Linked DNA regions of Homo sapiens: region 1 is linked to region 2. Evidence: chromatin contacts called from ENCODE Hi-C or POLR2A ChIA-PET data. All regions are on one chromosome and are shown on one strand. The core of a region is the stretch at or near the end of the contact, and the rest is flanking DNA. Distances in the headings are between cores, read along the strand shown. Region 1 has its middle 47 kb from the start of LINC02971. Region 2 overlaps LOC107985365 (a long non-coding RNA gene).

What was found. A loop is a pair of places that touch in the nucleus more often than their neighbours do. ChIA-PET counts read pairs that join two places held with the same protein, here RNA polymerase II (POLR2A). Pooled maps may share reads with other maps.
Region 1: a loop to region 2 is called in a map of sigmoid colon, with 2.2 times the contacts of the local background. The contact joins two enhancer-like sites. A Hi-C loop is called at or near these places in 2 of 168 maps with a recorded cell type or tissue (mammary epithelial cell and sigmoid colon) and 3 of 50 pooled maps. POLR2A ChIA-PET finds 5 or more read pairs at or near these places in 3 of 52 experiments (BJ, Caco-2 and activated naive CD4-positive, alpha-beta T cell).

The regions. Positions count from the first base shown.
Region 1 is chr1:234,906,372-234,913,199 of GRCh38, forward strand. No RefSeq gene overlaps it. Among named protein-coding and RNA genes, the nearest start is that of LINC02971, 47 kb to the right of the region's middle. RefSeq lists an enhancer at 6,603-6,828. Within about 2 kb of position 5,545, at least 13 of the 41 ENCODE cell types and tissues checked have a DNase peak (open chromatin) inside an H3K27ac peak, as active enhancers do.
Region 2 is chr1:234,818,949-234,825,942 of GRCh38, forward strand. All of the region lies in intron 2 of LOC107985365 (a long non-coding RNA gene), which reads right to left. Among named protein-coding and RNA genes, the nearest start is that of LINC02961, 62 kb to the left of the region's middle. Within about 2 kb of position 4,908, at least 2 of the 41 ENCODE cell types and tissues checked have a DNase peak (open chromatin) inside an H3K27ac peak, as active enhancers do.

The DNA.
Region 1 (6,828 bases), core at 4,295-6,794, 88 kb after region 2:
AGCCAATAACTTCCAAACTCTTACCCCAGTGTCCAGCACCAGGACGGTGGCCACGTACATGCCCCCTACCAGGCCAAGAACTTTGTGTTAATAATTTCATTTAATCCTGTGAACCCTGGGAAGGAGATGGAAAAGTATTAGCATGCCCAATTTTCAGGTGAGAAAATGAAGGCTCAGAGAGATGAAGTGAATTACCCACAGCCTCACAGCTAGTGAGGGACGGAATCCTGATTTACACCCAGCCCACTTAGCTCTGAACCTCCAGCCCAGACCACTCAGGGAAGTAGGTGAAGAGTTAAATCCCTAACAGTCTAGAATGAATACGGTGATAAGTTTCTTAGATGTTCTCCCTTACTTGAAAGATAAGAGCAGCAAAATGGTACTAAGACCCTGGCAAGAAAGGTGGTTTTTGTTTCTCTCTTCATGCCGCCCAGCATGAAGACTGAATGCAGAAAGAGGAAGAGGACCATGACAAGGGCCACTTTACTGCAGTCACTGAGGCACTCGGGGGGGGGCATTTCACGTGCATCCTTGTCACACACATTGTCTAGCACCTGGCGTGCACCAAGTACCACTCCAGGTGCCACAGCAGAAACCTTCTCCTCCTATTCTATATCCTCCTATTCTGCATGGAGCCAGTCAAGGAAAATGTCACTATAAGGAAATATTGTCACTCTAAGGAAACATGTCACCCAGCCTGTGTCTTAAAGAACTAGCATTCTGTGTGGAAAAACATCTGGTTGATTCTACAAGCTGGGAAGACAAGAAGGAACATCATCCAACCACATGCTTCCTCCCTGAGAATTCATTTTCCAGCAAAGGATACACTTGGCCTTGGGGTTCGCCAGCCTGGTGGCCTGGGTGTGGGTCCTGACCTAACCATTATATTTCTTCAGCTGTTTTCTCCCAGAATCACAGCCATCTCCAGAAAGGCTGGCCGCTTCCTAAGTACAGAACCATACATTTCCAAAGTCCTCTGGTGGGATCAGGCACTCAGATTCCCAGACCAGCACTGTGACCACTGTTTCCATTGCTCCCTGGACACCCGTATATTCCAGCGTTTGAAACTTTGAGCTTTGGAACATCAGACCTGTTTCTCATCTTAAAGAAAAAGTTACATAGGAAAAATGAAACCATTGCCCTGAGAAATGCAGGAAAAAAACAAAAACAAACAAACAAAAAAACACCTTGAGCCTGAGAAGGTAGGAAGAAACAAAGCTAAGATTCAAACCGAAGTCTTCTAGCTCCACAACTCCTGTTTTTTCTAACTGTTTCTTTTCCTGCATAGCATCTTCTTGATCAATTTCTCAACTACTGATAAACCCATGTCACAGGCTTCAATGGCACTGTCCCAGCTGATGTGAAAATCTGTTGGTCTGGTATTTCATGGCCTTCTTTAAAAAAAAAGAGAGGGAGAGCCGGTCTCGACAGAGACCTCGGTAGATGCCAGACTCTGTGCTGGGTGCTTTCTACGCCTTGTCTCCTTTAAGTTTCATGAGAGCCTCATGAGGTCAGGACTATTATTTGGTTCTATTTGGGGGGGTTGCTAGAATTCGGAAATTGCCTTTGCTTTTTTCTGGGTGCCAAATCACTGAACCGCTGAACAGGACTCTGGTAATGCTAGTATCTGGAGCTAATGAGTAACTTTATCACAGAATGCCTGAGCAGCTGGAATAAGTGCTGGGAGGAGACACAGGTCCCGGCCCAGGAAAAACTCTTGTGGTTGGCAAATAATGCAGGATCTTTATGGTGGAAGATTTAATTTCCCTGTATGTGTTTTTTCTTACTTAAAAAAAAAAAAAAAAAAAAAACTTTCAGCACTTAATGCCCCATCACAGCAGCACAGTATGCGTGTCGTGCTAACATCTGGAAATACTTAGTGGTATTACAAACAGTTAAGGAGTTCACCCAGATAATCACATACAAATTGGACTCTAACCCAGATTCATAGTAGTGCGTATCAAGAGTGAAAGAGCATTAAGTTCCTGACTGCAATCTTCTCCTCTAGAGCTGAAACAGACATCGTTAGTTCAGGTTCCTGAGCCTGAAACAGGCTTGGAGGTCCTGGGTCTGTTTCCTGCTGGTAGACTCAATGGAATCCAGCAGAAATGAGGCCACAGGAGCCCAGGCTAGGCAGGGCCCTGGATGAGACAAGGTGTGACCCAGACAGACTGGAGGAAACTCAGTCTAGGGTATGAGAGCAAATGTGGGTCTATAGGCAGGGGATAGAGGGGAAGCAAGGGGTCAGGACCAATGGACAGCACCAAGCACTAGGGCTCAGGGCCAGACCATCAGCAAGAGCTCGGTGGCTGGGTCATCAGAAGCACAGCAAGCCACAGTCAGGACACAGGCCGGGAACACGATGCTAAGGTTAAGGCCCTTCCTGGCAGGTGCTTATGGAGGGGGGCTGTTAAACCCACCGAATGCAGACCCAAGTGGGGCTGGATGTGCACACACAGTCCCCTGCCACTCGCCGCTGCCTGCTGGGCCTTCTCCACTGTGGCTGTTACGTGTCTCCTCCCAGCACCCTCCGAGGCCGCCTTCTCCTATATTTCCAAAGCCAGTCTGTGTGTGCAGGCCCCTTGCCTCCAGAGGCTCCAGCTTCATCTCAAGAATCATTCGCTCTCTGTTCCAGTTCACCCCAATGCACCTCGCCTCCCATTTCTATTGCGAACAGAGCTCTCAGAGCCTTTCAGGGACTCCTGTGGCCATCACCAAACTGTTGGCCAAAGAACACAAAGGCAAACGAAGTACAAAGCCCCCTCCTCTTCCAGCCCTCTCGGCCCCCCACCCCACCCTAACTTGACAGTTGCTCTCTAGTGTCACAGAGTCTTCTATTTGCAGAAAGAATGCTAGGAGGATACACTGGGCTACTGGATATATACCCATGCAATCCCTTAACTACAAAACTAACCTCCTTTTCTTCCACAAACCTCCTTATAGGTTTATTCCAGACTCAGCAATTAACACCACTGTCCACTCAAAGCTAGAAACCCAAGGGCTACCCCAAACTCCTCCTCCCTCACTTCTCCCCATATCCAAACAAATACCAAGTCCAGTGATTTTTTTAATTCTAAAAACTTCTCACAGTTGTGCCCTCCTATCTACCTGGGCTCCACCATGACTCACATACCTGTGACAATAGCCTCTAAGTTGGACTTCTGGCCTCTAAGTGCTTCCAGGACAATCTTTCTAAAATATGAATTTTATAGTGAGCTTCCCTTCCTTGGAAGCCTTCACTGATCTCCTATGGGAGATGGATGGCATTTGCTCCTCATCAGAAATCCAAGACCCTGGGAGATATCAGTCCTTTATCTCCTCCAGCCTCCTCTTTCTCCCTGGTTCAGATCAGAGGGATTTAACCAGGACTGTGAATAGGCTGCAAAGTCCATCAAGATCTACCAAGATCATGTGCACAATGCCGGGCATATGTGTGCCAGAAATGGAGAGACTCCCAGTAGCTTTCAAATGTCTCTCAAGAGTCCATGGCCCAAACACAAGGTAAGAATCCTTCATATGGCATTCCTCCACAAGCTAGGCCCTGCTATCAGAAGTTTTCAAACATTTCACCATGAGCCACAGTAAGAAATAGATTATCCTGGTTTTGTTTTTGTTTTTGTTTTTAGGAGACAGGGTCTCACGCTGTCACCCAAGCTGGAGTACAGTTGTGCAATCATAGTTCACTGCAGCCTCAAACCCCTGGGCTCAGGCGATCCTTTCACCTCAGCCTCTCGAATAGCGAGGACTGCAGGCAGGCATCACCATGCCCAGCTAATTTTTTAATTTTTTGTAGAGATGGGGTCTTGCTATGTAGCCCAGGCTGGTCTTGAACTCCTGGCCTCAAGCAATCCTCCTGCCTCAGCCTCCCAAAATGTTGGGATTATAGGTGTGAGCCACCACACTTGGGCAGAAACAGATTATCTTTACACATAAGACAGAACGAAATTTTCACAAAAGAGTCCTTATTCTTACTACATTGGATATACTCTGACCTCTACTATTCTAGCTATTTTTTTAATGCTGACTGTGACCCATTAAACTGATTTTACAACCCACCCACCAGTGGATTCCAACCTGCAGTTTGCAACGGAGGTCTTGATATTGTATTGTCTTTATGATTCTCGGTTATTTTGTGTGCTCTTGATTATTTTTGGCCTCACAACCAGATTATAAGTTGCAACTGGATTGTAAGTTCCTTAAGGGCAGGGACCATGATTTATACATGTTCGATATTGCTTGTAGGACATAGTAGCCACATTAGAAATATTTTGATTCACTGAAACAAGAAAACATCTGGAAGAAAATGTGGGAAAGTCCTGAAACAAAGGCTTCTTGGGACAGAACTTGCCAGCTATTTCATGCATGGAGATGTAAAAATAATTATTTGATGAATGAGTATTCACTGGTTTGTACCTGTGGATGCAACAGGGTAGAGTCTGTGTGGTGGTGGCTCAGTGCAACCACAGCTTACATGAATCTATTTCCTAGGATGGGAGATACACAGGCCGGTGTAGTAGGAAATACATGGGGCTATGAATAGCTCAGCAAAAGCAAAAGATGTACTGTTTCATGTATTTTTTAGCTACAGGAGAAAAAAAATCATTATTGAAATAAAGATGCTGCTTTAAGAGCTAGAACCAGAAATACCATTTGACCCAGTAACCCCATTGCTGGGTATATACCCAGGGGAATAGAAATAATTCTGTTACAAAGATGCATGCACATGTATGTTCACTGCAGCATTATTCACAGTAGCAAAGACACAGAATCAACCCAAATGCCCATCGATAATAGACTGGATAAAGAAAATGTGGTACATATACACCGTGGAATATTGTGCAGCCATAAAAAAGAATGAGATCATATCCTTTGCAGGGACATGGATGAAGCTGGAAGCCATTATCCTCAGCAAACTACCGCAGGGACAGAAAAACCAAACACCACATGTTCTCACTTATGAGTGAGAGCTGAACAATGGGATCACATGGACATGGGGAGGGAAACGGCACACACTGGGGCCTGTTTGGGGGTAGAGTGGGGTGGAGGGAAAGTATTAGAAAGGATAGCTAATGCATGCTGAGCTTAATACCTAGGTGACGAGTTGATGGGTACAGCAAACCACCATGGCACATGTTTACCTATATAACAAACCTGCACTTACTGCACATGTATCTTGGAACTTAAAACTGAAAAAAAGAAAAAAACAAAGATGCTGCTTTGTAGATGACACCACAAGGTAAGGAAGTAACTTTTTTTATTATTAAATCTATCAATCGGTCTATAAGAATTTGTTGCTCTCTGCTGTTGGTGCTATACCAGGCACAGGATTTGGGGACTGTGTGCCTCCTCCTCTCCAGAGCATAAGAAACCAGTAGACATGAAAAAAGTAACAGATCTAAATGATGAAGGGTTAAACTGGTGGTGTGAACTCAAAGGGAAACGTTCAGGAAAGGAGACCTCACACTCTAAGGTGAATTCTTTATTCTAACCCAAAGCTAAAGTGCTAATATTGTCTTGGCATAAACAATACCACAGGAAACCAGGGGCTGGGCCAGCTAGAGGGCCTTTGTCAAGCACTGTGGCTGCTTCTAAGGGTAGAGAGGCTGCCCCGGGCTGGCTTGTGTGTGGAAGGCGGAGGGCTGCCCCGGGCTGCCTTGTGTGTGGAAGGCGGAGGAGACACTGTTTGGGATGTCGCTCTGCCCTCCACCCATCACAGCCCTCAAAGCCCCCACCTTTGACGGGGAGCGTCTTCCCTTTCCTGCACAAATGCCACTGACAGTGTTAATGGACTAGGCTGCTCCTCCTCTTGACTGTCCCACCCCAACCCCCCAATCCCATCATACACAGACCAGAAGGCACATTCTATCCACCACCTCGTTCTCCTCATCTCCAAAGTGAGAAAACAATTTCTGCCTTTTGTGGTTGTTGTCAGAGGGTGAACTGAGACCTGTGTCTTCAGGACCTAGAGCATAGTATGCACAAAATTAATGGTGGTTGCTAATGATTTTATTTTATTCCCTTCGTTGAAGGACTTGTATCACATTCCTGTGTTTGCCTCTCTGACCTGCCAAAGAGCATAAGGGCTCAGAGGGAAGGAGATACAGCTAAAAAAAATAAAATAAAATAAGCCCTTCTATGGTTTGAGTGTTTGTCCCCTGCAAAACTCATATTGGAATGTAAGCCCAGTGTGGCAGTGTTGAGAGGTGGGGCCTTTAAGTGGTGATTGGGTCATGAAAGCTCTGCCCTCATGAATGAATTGATCTATTCATGGATTAATAGATTAGTGGGTTATTGGGTTATCATGGGAGTAAAACTGGTAGCTTTTTAAGAACAGGAAGAGAGACCTGAGCTAGTACGTTCAGCCCCTTACCATGTGATGCCCTGCACACGTCATCCTCTGCAGAGAGTTCCCAGCAGCAAGAAGGCCCTCACCAGATGCGGCCCCTCCACCTGGGACTTCCAAGCCTCCATAACTATAAGAAACAAATTCCTTTTTTTAAAAAAAAGGAATGTATTACCCAAATTCAGGTATTCTGATATAAGCAACAGAAAATGGACTAAGACAAGCCCCAACCCTGCCAATGCCCAGCACAATGCCCAACACACTTGTGCATGCCAGCTCCCAGGCAACAGTGGCAATGGCCGGAATAAAAATAGCCCAGGCCCCCAGGATTTGAGTAAACAGCAGCATTTCATTTTTCAAGTGGAATTTGGCTGAGGCAACGGCACATTGCACCTCCTTTACCAAACGACATTCGCTTCTCCCACACCTCACCTCACCCAACCCCTCGCTGACCACTTGGAATTTAGGGTGATTCACCTGGGCCC
Region 2 (6,994 bases), core at 3,658-6,157:
GGACCTGGAGGCCAGGGCCTTTGCTGAGAACATGGCAGGGGAGGGCAAGGGCTCACAGAGGGAAAATTCAAAAACTCCAACAACTACTGGGAAGGAAGTGGAGTGAGGAAGGGATGAAGAGAGTGAATTTGTGGGTTCGGTGGACAAGGTTTTCTGGCTCTTCCTAGCATCCCAGGAGTTCAGAAAGCACAGGGTAAAAGCCACTTACTTTCTCCCTCTACCTTGATGGAGGGTTGACTATGGGCTAGTGCTGGTCTAGGAACTGAGGGGAGATGAAGGGCCTCAGATACATGTTCTCTGTCTTCACCAAGCTTGTTGCAGAGTGAAGGTAAGAAACATAATACAATTGCAATAAAGAGAAATGGACATGGGTCCTGCCCATTTGAATCAGAGATTGTTAGAAATACAGACTTCTGCCAACTGATTAAATCCCACCACCACCACCGCCACCATTATCAGAAACTTTCTTGGCACAGGGCACAAGCTTGTGTCTTTTTTTCAAGGCTAGTTCTAACACACGGTGTAACATCCATGAGTCAGATTGTCTTGGTTTCTATCCCAACTTTACCACTTACTGACTCTATGTGTGTGTGACTGCTCTTGCCTCAGTTTGTTCATCTAAAAAATAGGATAATAGCAGTACCTACTTCGTAGGATTAAATGTGATCTTTCTTATAAAGTCCTAAGAAACAGCCTAACACAGCAGGTGCTTAGTAACTGTTGGCTGTTCACTAAAGGGCATGACTAGGGTTGTGGTAGGGGAAAAACACGGTGCTGTGGGAATCCAGGTGGGGGATCTAACCTGGACCTGAGGGTCAGGGAAGGCTTTCTGGAAGAGGTGACTTCCAAGCTGAGACATGCAGGAGAGTGAGGAGTGAACCAGGTCGCATGGGTGAAAGCGAGAGTTTAAGCAGAGAGAACAGCAGGTGCAAAGTTCCCAGACAAGAGATCCAAAACCATGGAAGGGACTGACTGTGGTTTGGTGGGGCTGGAATGCAGGGCGAGGCAGGGCTGTGGAGGGGCAGGAGATGTCCAGATCCTGGAAGTGTTTGAATTCTATCCTGAGGGCCACAGGACGCTGCTGCAGGGCTTTAAGGAGAGAGGGATCTGATCTGTGATTTGAGGCATCCCTCTTGCTACGGTTTGAAGAGTCGGTTGAAGGCACAAGCCCAGAGCCAGAGGCGAGTGAGGAAGAGGTTGACATGATCCCAACAAGGGAGACAGAAGGTCTGAACTAGGAAAAGGGCTGTGGAGAGGGAGAAAGTGGGAAAACTGACAAGCACCTGGGTGGCCGATGGAAGTGGGGGGCTCAGGAAGATGAGCGTGCCAAGGGTGGCTCTGGACTTGGGTTTGAGCAACATTTCCACTGGATGGATGTTGAGAAAGGGAAGATGGAAATGGAGCACATTTGGGGAGAGAAATATAAATTCAGGTTTCAGTACATTGAGGTTTTTAGTGCGTATGAGATGTCCCAGTGGAGATGTCTGTCCACTGGGCAACTGGACATCAGGCTTTGGTGCTCAGGACCTATGGTGGGTTGTAAATATGTTTTTGGAAACCATGAGCATTTAGAGCTGAGGCTGGGAATTGACATAATGTTCAGTGAAGACTAGGAGATGCAGGAGGGGTTTCATAGGCTCAAGGAAACAGTATTGAAATGGGTGGGCCATGGGCCTACAGTGGAGTAGAGGATGGATAAAGTCAGACAGAGTTCTTGGCAAGTGGTGGAAGAGTTTGTAGTCAGACAGGGAGACCTCTGGGCCCAATATTTTTGAAGTGAGACAGTTCTGTGTGACTCTGAGCATAGCCATAGGCATAGCCATGTGTATGACCAAAGAAGGCAATGAGGAAGGCGAGTGGTCAGCTCAGGAATGGACACCCTGAGGCTGAAGACCCTGAGAATTCCCAGGAGATGCAGCAGAAAAGAAGAAGCTGGATGTGGGACTCACTGGGGAAGGTGAGGTATGTCCCTGTGTCCCAAGAGGAAGAGGGCAAGAATGAAGAGTGTACAAGAAATATGAATTGCCAAGAGACTCTAGACAGTGCAGGAACACAGCTGCAGAGGCCCCCTGGAGAGAAGCCCACCATCCTCCCCTCCCAGGGACTGACACGGCAAAGGTATAGATGGCTTTGCACCCATCCCCCACTATCTGGCTCCTGCAGGAACCCTGACCAGGGAAAGCTGACTTCAGAGAAGGCAAATATGCCAAAACCCATGTTACAGAGACATTCGCGTGGTATCTCACCTACTTGTGCAGGCAGAGAAAGACTTGGCATCTCTCCCAAGCTGTATTCTTGACTCACTCTATGAATGAGGGCCTCCGATTTTCCACCTATTAAATGGGATAATAATTCTTGACATCTACTTGCTTCACTTGAACACTATGAATATAAAATTTTTCCCAAGTGCTTTGAGCTCACATTAAAAGGCTCTACCTAAACATTAGTGCACTCACTGCTGGATTTTCTTGGACACCAATCAACTTAAGTGGATAATAATAAATTCCTCTGCCTATCTTTGTTGAGAGATTAAAAGAGGGAGAATCCCACAAGACCTTGCTTCTAGAATCCTCTGCTCTATAAAGTCTCTTAGGAAAGGAGTGTGAGGATGCACTCAGATGCAAGAGGTGTCTAGAATTGTTTGGTTTTAGAAATCTCCTTCCCTGAGCCATCTGGACTAAAGCATATGGCACAGAAGAATGAGGATGGAGTTGGGTAATACTTTGGGACCATGGGCAGACATAGAGTAGATTCCAGGTTCATTTACTCCCTCACGTGTTCATTTATTCCATACAATTTTGCAGAGCTTTTTTCATGGGCTTCCTGCAAAGCATCTAACCGCCAACCCCAGCGTCTGGTTGTCACTGTCTGGCCGCAGAACCAGCTTTCCCTGGCTGGACCTGTCTTCAGAGTCAGGTTGCTTGCCTTGCAGCCCCGCACCCACTCACATTCTCCTTGCTCTCTAGGTCCATGGGGTGAGATCGCTGACTGACAGAAGGAAGCTGTTCTCTGGGGTGTGCGTGACCCAAAGACCAATGGAGGGAGGAAGAATAGATGCTCCAAATGGCCACTGCACTTCTCCAATGTCTGAAGGTGAGATTTCCATAGGGGCGAGGTGTACAGTGATCTTGTCCAGCTAAAGTTTCCCACCTCCCTAAGGAGTTTGTAAGTTTCTCAAGCGTAACGATCTGAATTCTCTTATCCTGAAGGACTGTTCACACAGTAGGAATGTGTTGAATGCAACTGAATAAATGATTTAGGCCATAAATTTGAGGACTGGATCATTCCCTTTAAGCTCCTGGTGGGTTAGGCAGATGCCAGAGAGGCTTCCCTTGTTCTTCCATAATATGTTGGCTTGCAGTTCTTTATTTTAACTAAAAGTGAAAGGCACAGATCAGAACAGCAACAAAGATGCTGCCCTTGAAGACTCAATCCTGTTAAATTCACCCCAAGCAGTGCCTCGTTTAAATGGGCTGCCACTTACCAGGGTTTGTAAAACCAAGTTCAGAAAGAACCAGAATGGAAATGCCCCCTCGGATCCTGAATTTCTTCCTTTCCCGCTCAGGGGTTTAAAGAGGCCCGACACTGACAGAGCTTTCGAAGCCTTTCCTGCTCTCTGGGACTCACCTGAGTTTAGTCACGTTTCTGTTGGCGTAAGGAAAAGCATTTTGCAACCACATCCACCCAATGATAGGATGGGAGGCCTCTCCACATAGTGAGGGTGGACCCTGTGTTTGCTGCAAAGGCTGTGCCACTGTCCACGTGGGATGCTGTAAAAGGGACTTCCACCTGGGTGGGCGGTGACATCAGCAGACCCCTAGGGTCTTTTCCAACTCAAAGCTTCTTTAATCATATGGTTTCAAGGCCAGGCACGGTGGCTCACACCCGTAATCCCAGCACTTTGGGAGGTCGAGGTCAAGAGTTCGAGACCAGCCTGGTCAACATGGTGAAACCCTGTCTCTACTAAAAATACAAAAATTAGCTGAGTGTGGTGGCTTGCACCTGTAGTCCCAGCTACTCGGGAGGCTGAGGCAAGAGAATTGCTTGAACTTGGGGGGCAGAGGTTGCAGTGAGCCTAGATCATGCCACTGCACTCCAGCCTGGGCTACAGAGACAGACTCCATCTCAAAAACAAAAACAAAAACAAAAAAAAAATCCTATGGTTTCAGGTAATGGGACTCTGGAAAGAATGGTGGCAGGACATAGGCTCTGAACCTGCAAGAAAGAATGATGGCTTGAGAAACAGAATTGATTTGATGTTGGGGGCCATCCTTACTAACAGGTCCCCCATGAGCAAGCTAATCCAATTCACGAGACAGAAGCTGGTCATTTGGATAGCTAAAAAAAAAAAAACCATCAACCATGACCCAGTTTCAGTGACAGTGCACAGTAATGGCCTCAATTAGGCGGAAATTGCTGGCGCTCCTGTTCTGCTTCTCCATGCTCATCCTCCTGAGCACTTTGCACCTTGATGGCGATGTGCGGTTGGTACACAATGTGTGTGAAAGGCGCTGGCATAAAAGTGGTTTTATGGCTGTAGCTTGGGTTTGTAAGCAGAGCAAACAGAAAAAAAACTCAGGAATAAAAGGGGCAATAAAATAATTACATAACGCTTTGAACTCACACTAAATACCACCTTTATTTCAAAGCTCTCAATGTGTTTTACAGGCAAGTTTAGAACTGTAGTCGAATCCCCTTTTATCACAGAGGAAACTGAGTCACTGTGCAGCGAGGGCTGGAGGGCATACAGGGTTTGTTACAAGGGAGGACTCTCGGAGACACCCCCAATAGAAGCCCTTCAGGGAGCGGGCCAGCGGGAGAGCACCCCCGACCACACCTTTGTTCTGCATTTATATGTACAGATTCTTATCCCTACGTATAAATTCTACCCACACATCCCGAGCCATGTCTGAGCCCCTTGACTCTGGCATTAACAATAGGAATAACAACACTTACCAGTTTTGATGCCTACCATACATCAGGCACTGCTTCCCCTACACCTCACTACCATCTGTGAGGTTGCTGTTATTATCCTCATTGTGTAAATGGAGACAATAAGAGGTTCAATGCTCTGGCCAGGTGACACCCCACACCCTCCAGCCCCAAACACACACACACATACCAGAGGTGGCCTCAGAGCACACACTTTCCTTACCACGGACACCTGCTTCCAAAATTAAAGAACCAGATTAACATTTTTCCAAAGAAGCCAGAAACTTCTATTTATCCCTCCAGTCTTCATTTCAGAATACGGAGAAGACCAGGACAGATTCTGACAGGCTTCCCTTAGAGTTGAAGAAAACAGTTTGGAAGACAAACAGCTAAAAAAAACAAAACCATGAGGTGAGCTGGACAGGCATTCTAAGATCTTAACTGTAAAGAGCTCCATAAAAGTTATAAGAGATTGTTAAATAATGGAGAGAATTCCAGAACTCCAAAAATATTACTATAGAGTGTTCAAATGAGGAAGAAGAATTTTTTTTTTTTTTTTTTTTTTGAGATGGAGTCTTGCTCTGTCACCCAGGCTGGAGTGCAGTGGCGCGATCTCGGCTCACTGCAAGCTCCGCCTCTCGGGTTCATGCCATTCTCCTGCCTCAGCCTCTTGGGTAGCTGGGACTACAGGCACCCGCCACCAAGCCCAGCTAATTTTTTTGTATTTTTAGTAGAGACGGGCTTTCACTGTGTTAGCCAGGATGGTCTCGATCTCCTGACCTCGTGATCCGCCCACCGAAGAATTTTAAAGTATTTATTGTTCTTAGATTTTGTGTGTGTGTGTGTGTGAGTGTATGTGTGCTTACTATTCAAAATTTGAAAACCGTCCCATTGAATGTATTTTAATTGTCTAATATGGGAACAACTCAAGAGTGACAAGATTACATGTCACTGACACAAGAACTACCCACTGTGGATTCTGCGGGACTCAATCACTCCTTCTAGGGCATGGCCACAGACCCCCCTAGCTCCAAGGGAACTCTGGCTAGCTACTCATCAAACCCGCTTCCCTTTCCTCCTGGGCAAGCTGGGCTCTATTTCCCAGGCTATTTGCAGTTGAGCATAGCCATGTGACTGGGTTCCGGCCAATTTTCCCTCTACCAGCGATCTGTAAAACTTCCTGGGCCGGTCATGGTGGCTCACACCTGTAATCCCAGCACTTCGGGAGGCTGAGGTGGGTGGATGACCTGAGGTCAGGAGTTCAAGACCAGCCTGGTCAACATGGTGACACCCTGTCTCTACTAAAAATACAAAATTAGCCAGGTATGGTGGCGCATGCATGTAATCCCAGCTACTTGGGAGGCTGTGGCAGGAAAATCGCTTGAATCTGGGAGGCAGAGATTGCAGTGAGCCGACATCTCGCCACTGCACTCCAGCCTGGGTAACAAGAGTGAAACTCCATTTAAAAAAAAAAAAAAAAGAGCTTCCTGGGCAATTCTCCACTGTCTTTCACTACCATCTGTCTCCTGGAGGTCAACACCTGGGGGATCTAGAAAACATACATCAAGGACGACAGAGCCTTCATCTGCCTGGAACATGAGGGGCTGGTTGGAACAGGACCCCTTTCCCATTCCCTGCTGCTGATTAAATGTGACTGATTTGGTGTTGAGAGCCATCCTAACTAATAGGTCCAACATGTGCAAGCTAATCCAATTCATGGGGTAGAACCTGATCATTTGATTGCTTAAAAAAAAAAAAAACTAACCACAGAACAGTTTCAATGACAGTTATAACATGTTATAAAATGTTATAATAGCCAGCATTCCCTTCACTAACAGAGTAATTTAGAGATAAGAATCTACCCTCTCCAGGAAGGTGAAAAGTTTCATGATCTTCTCCCCCCATTGCACAGTAGAAAGAAGCCAGAGGTGCAGAGATACTCTGTCATTTTCTTTGTTGAATTGGTGGACTGTGATAAAACTCAGCTTCTTCAGTACCCTTTCTGGAGGCTCTAGGCTGAGGATGACAAATTGGTTTTGTCTTGAAGCCACCTGCAAATGAT